2 separate regions of the Homo sapiens genome follow, and region 2 is linked to region 1. The links are chromatin contacts, found by Hi-C or POLR2A ChIA-PET in ENCODE. All regions are on one chromosome and are shown on one strand. The core of a region is the stretch at or near the end of the contact, and the rest is flanking DNA. Distances in the headings are between cores, read along the strand shown. Region 1 overlaps CTIF (cap binding complex dependent translation initiation factor). Region 2 has its middle 37 kb from the start of ZBTB7C.

Region 1 (4,345 bases), core at 1,167-3,666:
CCTCCCACCTTGGCCTCCCAAAGTGCTGGGATTCTAGGGATGAACCACTGCCCGGCCTATCCTTCCTTATTACAGACCTTCCCTGAGGTTTAGATTCATCTTCTACTTGCAGTCTTTTGTGGAGGAGTGAAAAAGAAATGTTTGGCTGGGTGCAGTGGCTCACGCCTGTAATCCTAGCACTTTGGGAAGCTAAGGCAGGCAGATCACTTGAGGTCAGGAGTTCGAGACCAGCCTGGCCAACATGGCCAAACCCCATCTCTACTAAAAATACAAAAATTAGCCGGGTGTGGTAGCACATGCTAGTAATCCCAGCTACATGGGAGGCTGAGGCAGGAAATCACTTGAACCTGGCGTGTGGAGGTTGCAGTGAGCCAAGATTGTGCCACTGCATTTCAGCTTGGGCGACAGTGAGACTCTGTCTCAAAAAAAAAAAAAAAAAAAAGGAGTGTTTATAAAAACTTGCTTGTATCATTTGAGCTCAGTTATAGTTAGTAAATGTTTTGCTTGAAGCCCCTTTTATATGCTAATTCTTTAAAAGTGGCTAATAATTTAAAAGTGGCTCCCCCTTGTCCTGGGCATATAGTGGAGCTTTATTTCTTCAGCCATTCCCAGAAATTGCTGAGACTGGGAAGTGCAGGCTCTTGGCTTTGCAGCAACGGAGTCTTTCGCAGCAAGACCATCCACAGTTAAGACCCTTCTCAGAGAAACTCCACTGTGGCAAGACCCTGTGCTGGCTGCTGGGGGCTGCAGAGATGGATCAGGGGACACTCCATCCCTGTGCCCCACTTTCAGGAAGCCCAAAGTATCACTGATGGAAAGCAATGGCCTCAGTGTCACTTTTTCTCAGGGTGTCCTTGTCCCCTGGCAGAACACAGTGGAAGTGTGTCTATATTCTGAATGAACTGTTGACTACTTCTCTTTTCCTTCCTGGGGCACTTGATTTTAGAAAGTGCCCTGGTCTAGGAGGACCAAGACCTGGCTTCCAGCTGTGTCAGATAATTACCCCCACTCTATTTTTCTCATCGGTAAAATAGGGAATTTGGTCTAGGCTGGGGGTTGGCAAACTACAACTTGCAGACTAACTCCAGCCCAATGCCTGTTTTTCTAAATGAAAGTTTTACTGGAACACAGTCATGCCTGTTTCTTCACGTACATCTACGGTTGCTTTTGGCTGGTTACAAAAAAAAGAACATATGGCTCACAAGGCCTAACATATTTACTGTCTGGCCATTTACAGAAAACACTTGCTCACCCCTGATCTAAAACAATGGTTTTCAACTTCATTTTAGCCATACTGTTTTTTTTCTGGAAACAACTCTTCTTTATTTTTAACAATAAAAGCAATTCTCACAGCACTTGGCATGTGCCTGGCACTGTACCAAGTGCTTTAAAACTGTTAACTTACTGCTTAATCCTTATGAAAACATTATGAGATGAGCAGTAGTATCATCACCCACATTTTAGAGAGGAGAAAACTGAGGCAGAGTTAACAGAGAGGTTAAGTAACTTGCCTCAGGTCACACAGCTACTAAGTGGCAAAGGCAAAATTTGAATTCAGGAGTCCTGCTCTAGAGTTTGCCTTCTTATCCACTGGGCCATGCTGCCTCTCACTGGTGGCCTTATATAAAAACTGGGTGGAGCAGGCCCCACTAACTAGAACTGATGTGGCATGGTCAGCATCTCCCCCTTGCCTGTTGACTCTTCTTTCTGCAGCCCCCCGGGATCTCAGGGCCATCTCTGGCAACCTCTGGAGGCTATAACATCTGGCAAATTAGGCTTCTAAGCTTGGAGAGGGGACATCAGTTTGTTTTGGTTGCTACAAGAGGAATTGATCCTGGTTGTTGGGAACTTATGCAGGCCAAGAACTGTAGAAAGCACTGTTCTCTGGGACTGAGGACTCCAGACAAATAGACTCATTTTTATCGAGCATGATCATAATTATGCCTGATAAAAATGAGTGCTAGAGACTTAGGTCCACATTTCAAAACCGTAACTGAAAGGAAGACATATTTCAATAGTTGCCATGCCCCACACAAATATGAAAACCAGTAATCTATTGGAACCAGTTCCCTGGGCCAGAGTGATTTGCCTTAGACTCTTGTCATAAAAATCAGCAAAGGAGACTGCACACTGAAATGACACTTCACACTGAAAAGATATTGACGCTGAAAGGAGATTCACGCTGAATGTCACCTTCCCTGCTTCCTCCTGCAAATGACCCCACATAGCCTGGGGGGCATTTAGGAGCTTTAGCATAGCACCCGCCTCTTGGGCAGGTGGGAGCCTGGGGCTGCAGACCGGCCCTTTCTTAGGATGCTCCCTGTTTGCAGATTAGTGACTTGATTGGCCCCTCCTCCACCCCCACCATTCCCATAAGGGACTGGTTAGTCTGCAGGGATGACACCCAGCCTCCTCCACCCTTGGGGATGTAAACTGTACTAGGAGCAGGAAAGGCTGGGGTGACTCACTTTCCTGCCAGTGAAAAGCTGACCTCAATCTTGGTAGTGGTTTGAAGGTGACTTTTGTATTCATCTCTCTGGGATCTTGGGAGACAGTTTCAACTATGGTATCTACTCAGTTTCCCTATGGGACCCCACTCTGGCCTGCAGCTCCTCTGCCCTGTACAGAAGGGTCTCCTGTTCTAAGGTTTTTTTTGTTTTGTTTTGTTTTGTTTTTTGGACAGATTCTTACTCTGTCACCCAGGCTGGAGTGCAGTGGCGCGATCTTGACTCACTGCAACCTCCACCTCCTGGGTTCAAGCAATTCTCCTGCCTCAGTCTCCTGAATAGCTGGGATTATAGGTGCACACCACCACACCTGGCTAATTTTTGTATTTTCAGTAGAGACAGGGTTTGGCCATGTTGGCCAGGCTGGTCTTGAACTCCTAACTTCAGGTGATCTGCCTGCCTCAGCCTTCCAAAGTGCTGGGATTACAGGCGTGAGCCACCGTGCCTGGCCCTGTTCTAAGGTTTTTGCTGTCTCTGTTTTCTCCTTGGTTGGCCTGTGCCTGACACAGTAAGATTTGGGACCCCTGAGATTGAGTGGGGTGGGGTCTTCCCAGGTGCTTCCCTCTTGCTTGTGGTCTCTGGCCCTGTTCCCCGCCCCAGCCATCAGCACCAGTCCCCTACCCCCTCAAAAGGCTCAAAGACTTCCTGAGAACCCGGAATCTCAGTTTCATCTCTGCTGGAGATTTTTGATCTGGGGGAAAGGCTGCTCTCTATATGGCTGCTTTCAGACCACACTTGGCTCTCCCTTGGTTTAGCCAAATTGGGGTTTTCCTCATTTTCAGGAGCCAGCTTTTCTGAAGTGTTCCTTCCTGGCAGCTGCATTCCCCATGGTCCTGTCTATCTTAGGGGCAAGGACTTAGGCATCGGGTGTCCTAGAGGCTAGAAGATTGTTCTACAGAGAAAAGTGGTTTTGTGGCCGTAGGTGGTACCCAGACGTGTTGCCTGCCACCTGGGTGCAAGCAGGACCGGACCTCTGTGGGTGGTGGAGGGAGCTTCCCATGTGTGGATGGAGGCCTTGCTGGGGAAGGGTAGATGAGTACAGCTCCGTGTCACAGCCCGGGGACAGCCCCACCTGCTGCAGGCGGCCTTCGCTAGGCCTCTGTGAAGGTCCCCAAAGCCTGGCTCTCCTGTGGCTTATCCTGGGAGAATATTTGCCCTCTTTCATCTAATAGTTAACTATTGACAGAACATTAGGTACTTGAATAAAATGAAGCTGTTTAGTTTGGGGAGATATTTTGGAAAACAGAAGCTTAGTTCTCATTGAGGTTACCTTCTTGGTGTAGGTGGTTGTGTAGGTTTTTGTTTTGTTTTGTTTTGAGACAGGGTCTTGTTCTGTCACCCAGGCAGGAGTGCAGTGGTGCGAACACAGCTTACTGCAGCCTCGACTTCCTGGGGTCAAGTAATACTTCCACCTCAGCCTCCCGAGGAGCTGGGACCACAGGCGCACACCACCATACCCAGCTAATTTTATTTTTTTGTAGAGATGGGGGGTCTCACCTTGTTCCCTAGGCTGGTCTTGAACCCCTGGGCCCCAGCAATCCTCCTGCCTCAGCCTCCCAAAGTGGTGGGATTACAGATGTGAGCCACCAAGCCTGGTCGGCTTGTTTTAAACAACTTAATGTTATTGAAAATATGATGCCACCCTGATATTGAGATAAATTTTAAGGGAAGAATCACCTCTTTCTCATTACTTGAATACTGTGTTAATTTTTGCATATTAAGTCAATTTCCTCCTTTAATGGCAATTGGTTGATCCATGGTCATGTTAAATAATTTTGCATATTTAATTAACTCGGGTCTTGATTTGTCTCCGGTCCTGTTTATTACTGATGTCACCG
Region 2 (4,345 bases), core at 1,060-3,559, 120 kb before region 1:
TTCTTTACTTGTGTCTGAGAGTCAATTACAGCAGGACAGTCCGTGGCTCTTTGGATCAGCAGTGGCTGGTGGCTGAGGATTTTGGTAAACTTCAGTTGAGTCAACACTGTGATTTGACTGTGTCCTTCAGAGCAAGAAGGACTTAGTCTCAGCACTAAGCAGGCCTCCTGGAGAACTGCATTCAGAGCTGGAACCATATGTCAGAGGGATTTGGACTAAACAGCAATGATCTGGACAGAGATCACGGACGTATGTCACATGGGGAATGAATGGAGAGATCAGGATGGGAGTGGGCTGGGAGATGCTCCCAATAGTCATCATGGGAATGGGTTTTTGATTTGTGTAGCTCCAAAGGGCAGAACCTAGACTAGCACTCCTGCATTTTAGGAGTGCAGATTTTAGCTCAGCAGAGGGAAGCCCAGCACCTTGTGAAATGGGGATGGGCTGCCTCTGTAGAAAGAGGGTGCCCTGGTCCTGGGAGAGTCCTCCTATCAGTGGGGTGCTGGAGGGTCACTGGGTTATGGGATCCTTTAAAAGGGTGAGGTGCACATGGAAACACAGCTTCTAGATCCCCTTCAGGGAAGGGCTCGCTATCCAGCTGTGGGGAGTGTGGTCCGCAGAAAGCCTCCAGGGTCAGCTCTTCAGGGTTGGCCTCCCCTGCAGGGAGCCTCCTCTCCTGGGGCACTTGCATCTGGTGACTGAGAGAGGTCTGGACAAGCACAGAAGCCTGGACATCTAGGCAAGAGCTAGGCTGGCTAAGGCTTTGTTTGGTCTGCCTCCCTGTTTGATGTCTTCTTCTGTACCCCAAACTCCATCCCAGTGTGTACTTGGGAAAAACTCTACCTGAGACAAAAGCATACAACATGGGATGGGTCATCCTGAGATTCTAGGGATCCTACTATTATTCGTCACTTACACCTGATTGTGAATAAATTCACTGAAATCTTTGCAGGGAACAAGTTTATACAGGTGTAGCTTAAGGAAACGAAAGGGAAAAGAGTCACAAGACAAGTAGGTTAAGAGATAAGGGACTGAAGTTTATGCTTTAAATGTGTGGATTATATCTCAATAAAATGTTCTTTTTTTAATGTTTAAAGAGAGAGAGAGAGAGAATGAAGCTGATCTAAGATGTCCAGACCCTCCCAGGCTGTGCTAGGGTACAGGTACTCTAGCACTGCAGCTGGGTATCAAGAACTGGAAGGACTTGTGCAGGACCCTTGGCTTCTCAGCAAGGCTGTCCCCACGAAGCAGATTTCACATACCCATAGCACACCCAAGGCATGGCTAGCATCCCTTGGGGGCTCTGCTGGCCCCACCATCACCACAGTGAAGCAAGGAGGAGCTCTCCTGCCAGCCACATCCCAAGGCTGCTATTGTGTCCTCCTCCAGCAGGGGTCAGCAGACTGTTTCTGTAAAGGGCCAGAGAGCAAACATTCAGTGTAGGTGGGGCAATATGGTCTCTGTTGCAACTGCTTAACCCTGCTGCTGTAGCACAAAAGCAGACATAGATAGTAAGTAAATGAATGTGCATAGCTGTGTTCCAATAAAACTTTACTTACAAAAACAGGCAACGGACCAGATTTGGCTTAGGTATATAGTTTGCTGACCGCCGTCCTAAAATCATGGACCTGCCTAGTTGGAAATAATCCCAGGCCACAGAACAGGAAGGTTTTCTCTACTTGGAATCCACAAAAGCATCATGTTTCTTGTCTTCCAGGCTTTGCTGGAGAAATGGAACCAAATGTTCTATATATGTTTGACATACATTAAAGTTCAACTGGGAACAGAGATTCACAGGATATGGTTCCTGCTCTTCAGGTCCCCATGTAAATAAGGAGGTAATTCTCATTCAGTGTGATAAACACATGGGAGATGTGGGTACATATGTGTATGTTTGGGCTAAAACCACCACTAGCCAATGTCGCCAGGGTTTGGATAATTAACTTTGGGGGCCTGGGTCAGTTGACCCTCATGGTGGTTAATAAAGTAGTATCTGTAGTCACTTCTAGCTGTGGTCTTTACACATCTACAGAGGACTTGCCTTTTTCTTTTTTCTTTTTAAATTATTTTTTCAAAATTAAAAAAAAAAAAAAACTTTAAATAGAGACAGGATCTCCCTATGTTGCCCAGGCTGGTCTTGAACTCCTGGGCTCAAGGGATCCTCCTGCCTCAGCCTCCCAAAGTGCTAGCATTACAGGCGTGAGCCACCATGCCCAGTCACCTTTTTCAAATTAATCTTGGAAACAAAAACATAATCCCAGTTTGACACTGAGACAGAGCCCACAGGTATTGTTTTGGTGCATAGGCCACAGAACCGGAGAGTTGTCACAGCCATTGCATGGGAAGGCCACGGGCTGGGTGTGGCTCCAGATCCACGTTCTCGCGTCCTGGGCCTGCTCAGTGTGTTTCGGCTCCTGTGTATGCTTTTCTCTCTGCAGTGCCACGACATCCGACCCCGGCCTTCTCAGAGGACGCTAACCCGCCTGCCCGCCCGAGACTGCCAGCCCTGTCTGTGGGTGCCCTCTGGTGGCCTGTCGGCTGGAGAGCCTCGGCGCCTGTTAAGGCAATCAGTCAGGGAGAAGGAGGAAGCGTGAGACTGAGTTGCAGACATTTCCACCAGCTCCTCCTTTGCCAACACAAACCCAAGCCTCCCCCTAGGGATTTTGGAGTGCATTCAGAGCTTGGGGAAAGAATCATTTTCATTCCTAATTCGATACCCTTCATTTTTTCAACCGGGATGGTTCACATGATCAAACCGCACAAGAGGCCGCCGCTCTGTGTTCTGCTTATGGCCGAGAGGGCACGGCGGCTCCCCAGGGCACTCAAGATCTGAGGGATCTGGGGGCGCAACAAGTTAAGAAGCAGCTTTGAATATCTTCCTGGGGAGGCAATTCTTGCGTCTAATTTTCCGCTGCGCTTCTTGTTCCTTCGATGTCTACTGCAGTGGGGGTCTCAGTGGGAATGGACTAAGGATGCAGGAAAAGTATGGGGGTCTGAGTACAGGCAGGTACAGAGCTGACTCGGCTCCGCAAACACCGTAGAAACTAGTCCCGGTTCTCCCACCCATCTATTCACATGGCTGGAGGACTTAGCAAGGCCCTGGAGCACACTGGTTGACTCCACGGACTCCTGATCCAGGCTGCCTGGGTTCCAATCCCGGCTCTACCACTTTCTAGCCATGTAACCTCAGACAAGTTCCTTAACCCCTTTGTGCCTTGGGGTCCTTGTCTGTAAAATGAGAGTCATAATATTGCCTACCTCCAGGGTTGTTTTGAAAGATAAGTGGGTTGGTATCTGAGAAAATGCCCAGTAAATGTCTCCTGTTGTTATTCAGGAGAAAGCTCATAGTAACGAGGATAGGAATCTGAAGACCTCAGTTTCCATCCCAGAGCCACCTTATCCAGTTATGTGTGTTCCGGGAAGGGTGACCTCACTTCTCTGTGCTTAGAGCCTTCTATTCCAAGATAAGGATGAGGACTAACTCCTTCCTCTAAACTCCTCCATGGCTCTCCATTGACCTCATGATGAAGGCCCAGCTCCCTCATCTGGCCTCTAACACTCTTCATGCTCCAGCCCCTGCCCTTCTCTCAAGTCTCATTTCATGCAGCACCCAAGGTGATGATGGCTGATGAGTGATATTGTAAAGCACCCATCAGATCATGTCTCTCCTCTGCTCAGAGCCTTCCAATGGCTTCCCATGCCACTGAGAGTAAAATCCAAGGTGTTCTGCACAGGTTGCCAGGTCCTACAGCCTGACCTCAGCTCCCACCACTCCCACCCCCCACGCCACACCACCCACCCCCACACACACACCTCTGTGGCTGCTCCCAGCTCCCTCTTCCAGGATGCCAGCCCTCTCTTGCCTTGGGGCCTGATATGGTTTGGCTCTGTGTCCCCATCCAAACCTCACCTCGAACTGTAATCCCCACATGTCAGGGGAGGGGCCTGGTGAGAGGTGATTGGATTATAGAGGCCGACTTCCCCCTTGCCAATCTGGTGATAGTGAGGGAGTTCTCAGAAGAAGTGGTTGTTTGAAAGTGTGGCACTTCCCTCTTCGCTCTCTCTCCTGCTTTGCCATCGTAAGACATACTTGCTTCCCCTCCTCCTTCCACCATGACTGTAAGTTTCCTGAGGCCTCCCAGTCATGCTTCCTGTACAGCCTGTAGAACTATGTGTCAATTAAACCTTTTCCTAAACTACCTAGTCTCAGGTGGTTCTTTACAGCAGTGTGAGAACGGACTAATATAGGGCCTTTGCCTTTGCTGTTCCCTTGGCCGGGAGCACTTCCCTCAGAGCTGCCTGGTCAGCCTTGCCTCCTTCAGGCTTCTGCCCAAGGGTCTCATAA

Evidence for each region. Hi-C counts contacts between places; a loop is a spot of excess contacts on that map. ChIA-PET counts read pairs that join two places held with the same protein, here RNA polymerase II (POLR2A). Pooled maps may share reads with other maps.
Region 2: a pooled map shows a loop between it and region 1 (2.5-fold over the local background). The contact joins two enhancer-like sites. A Hi-C loop is called at or near these places in 1 of 50 pooled maps. POLR2A ChIA-PET finds 5 or more read pairs at or near these places in 2 of 52 experiments (OCI-LY7 and activated CD4-positive, alpha-beta T cell).

The regions. Positions count from the first base shown.
Region 1 is chr18:48,560,814-48,565,158 of GRCh38, forward strand. The region is part of intron 1 of CTIF (cap binding complex dependent translation initiation factor); the gene reads left to right. Among named protein-coding and RNA genes, the nearest start is that of CTIF, 24 kb to the left of the region's middle. Within about 2 kb of position 2,417, at least 2 of the 41 ENCODE cell types and tissues checked have a DNase peak (open chromatin) inside an H3K27ac peak, as active enhancers do.
Region 2 is chr18:48,444,267-48,448,611 of GRCh38, forward strand. No RefSeq gene overlaps it. Among named protein-coding and RNA genes, the nearest start is that of ZBTB7C, 37 kb to the left of the region's middle. RefSeq lists an enhancer at 1,272-1,566. Within about 2 kb of position 2,310, at least 2 of the 41 ENCODE cell types and tissues checked have a DNase peak (open chromatin) inside an H3K27ac peak, as active enhancers do.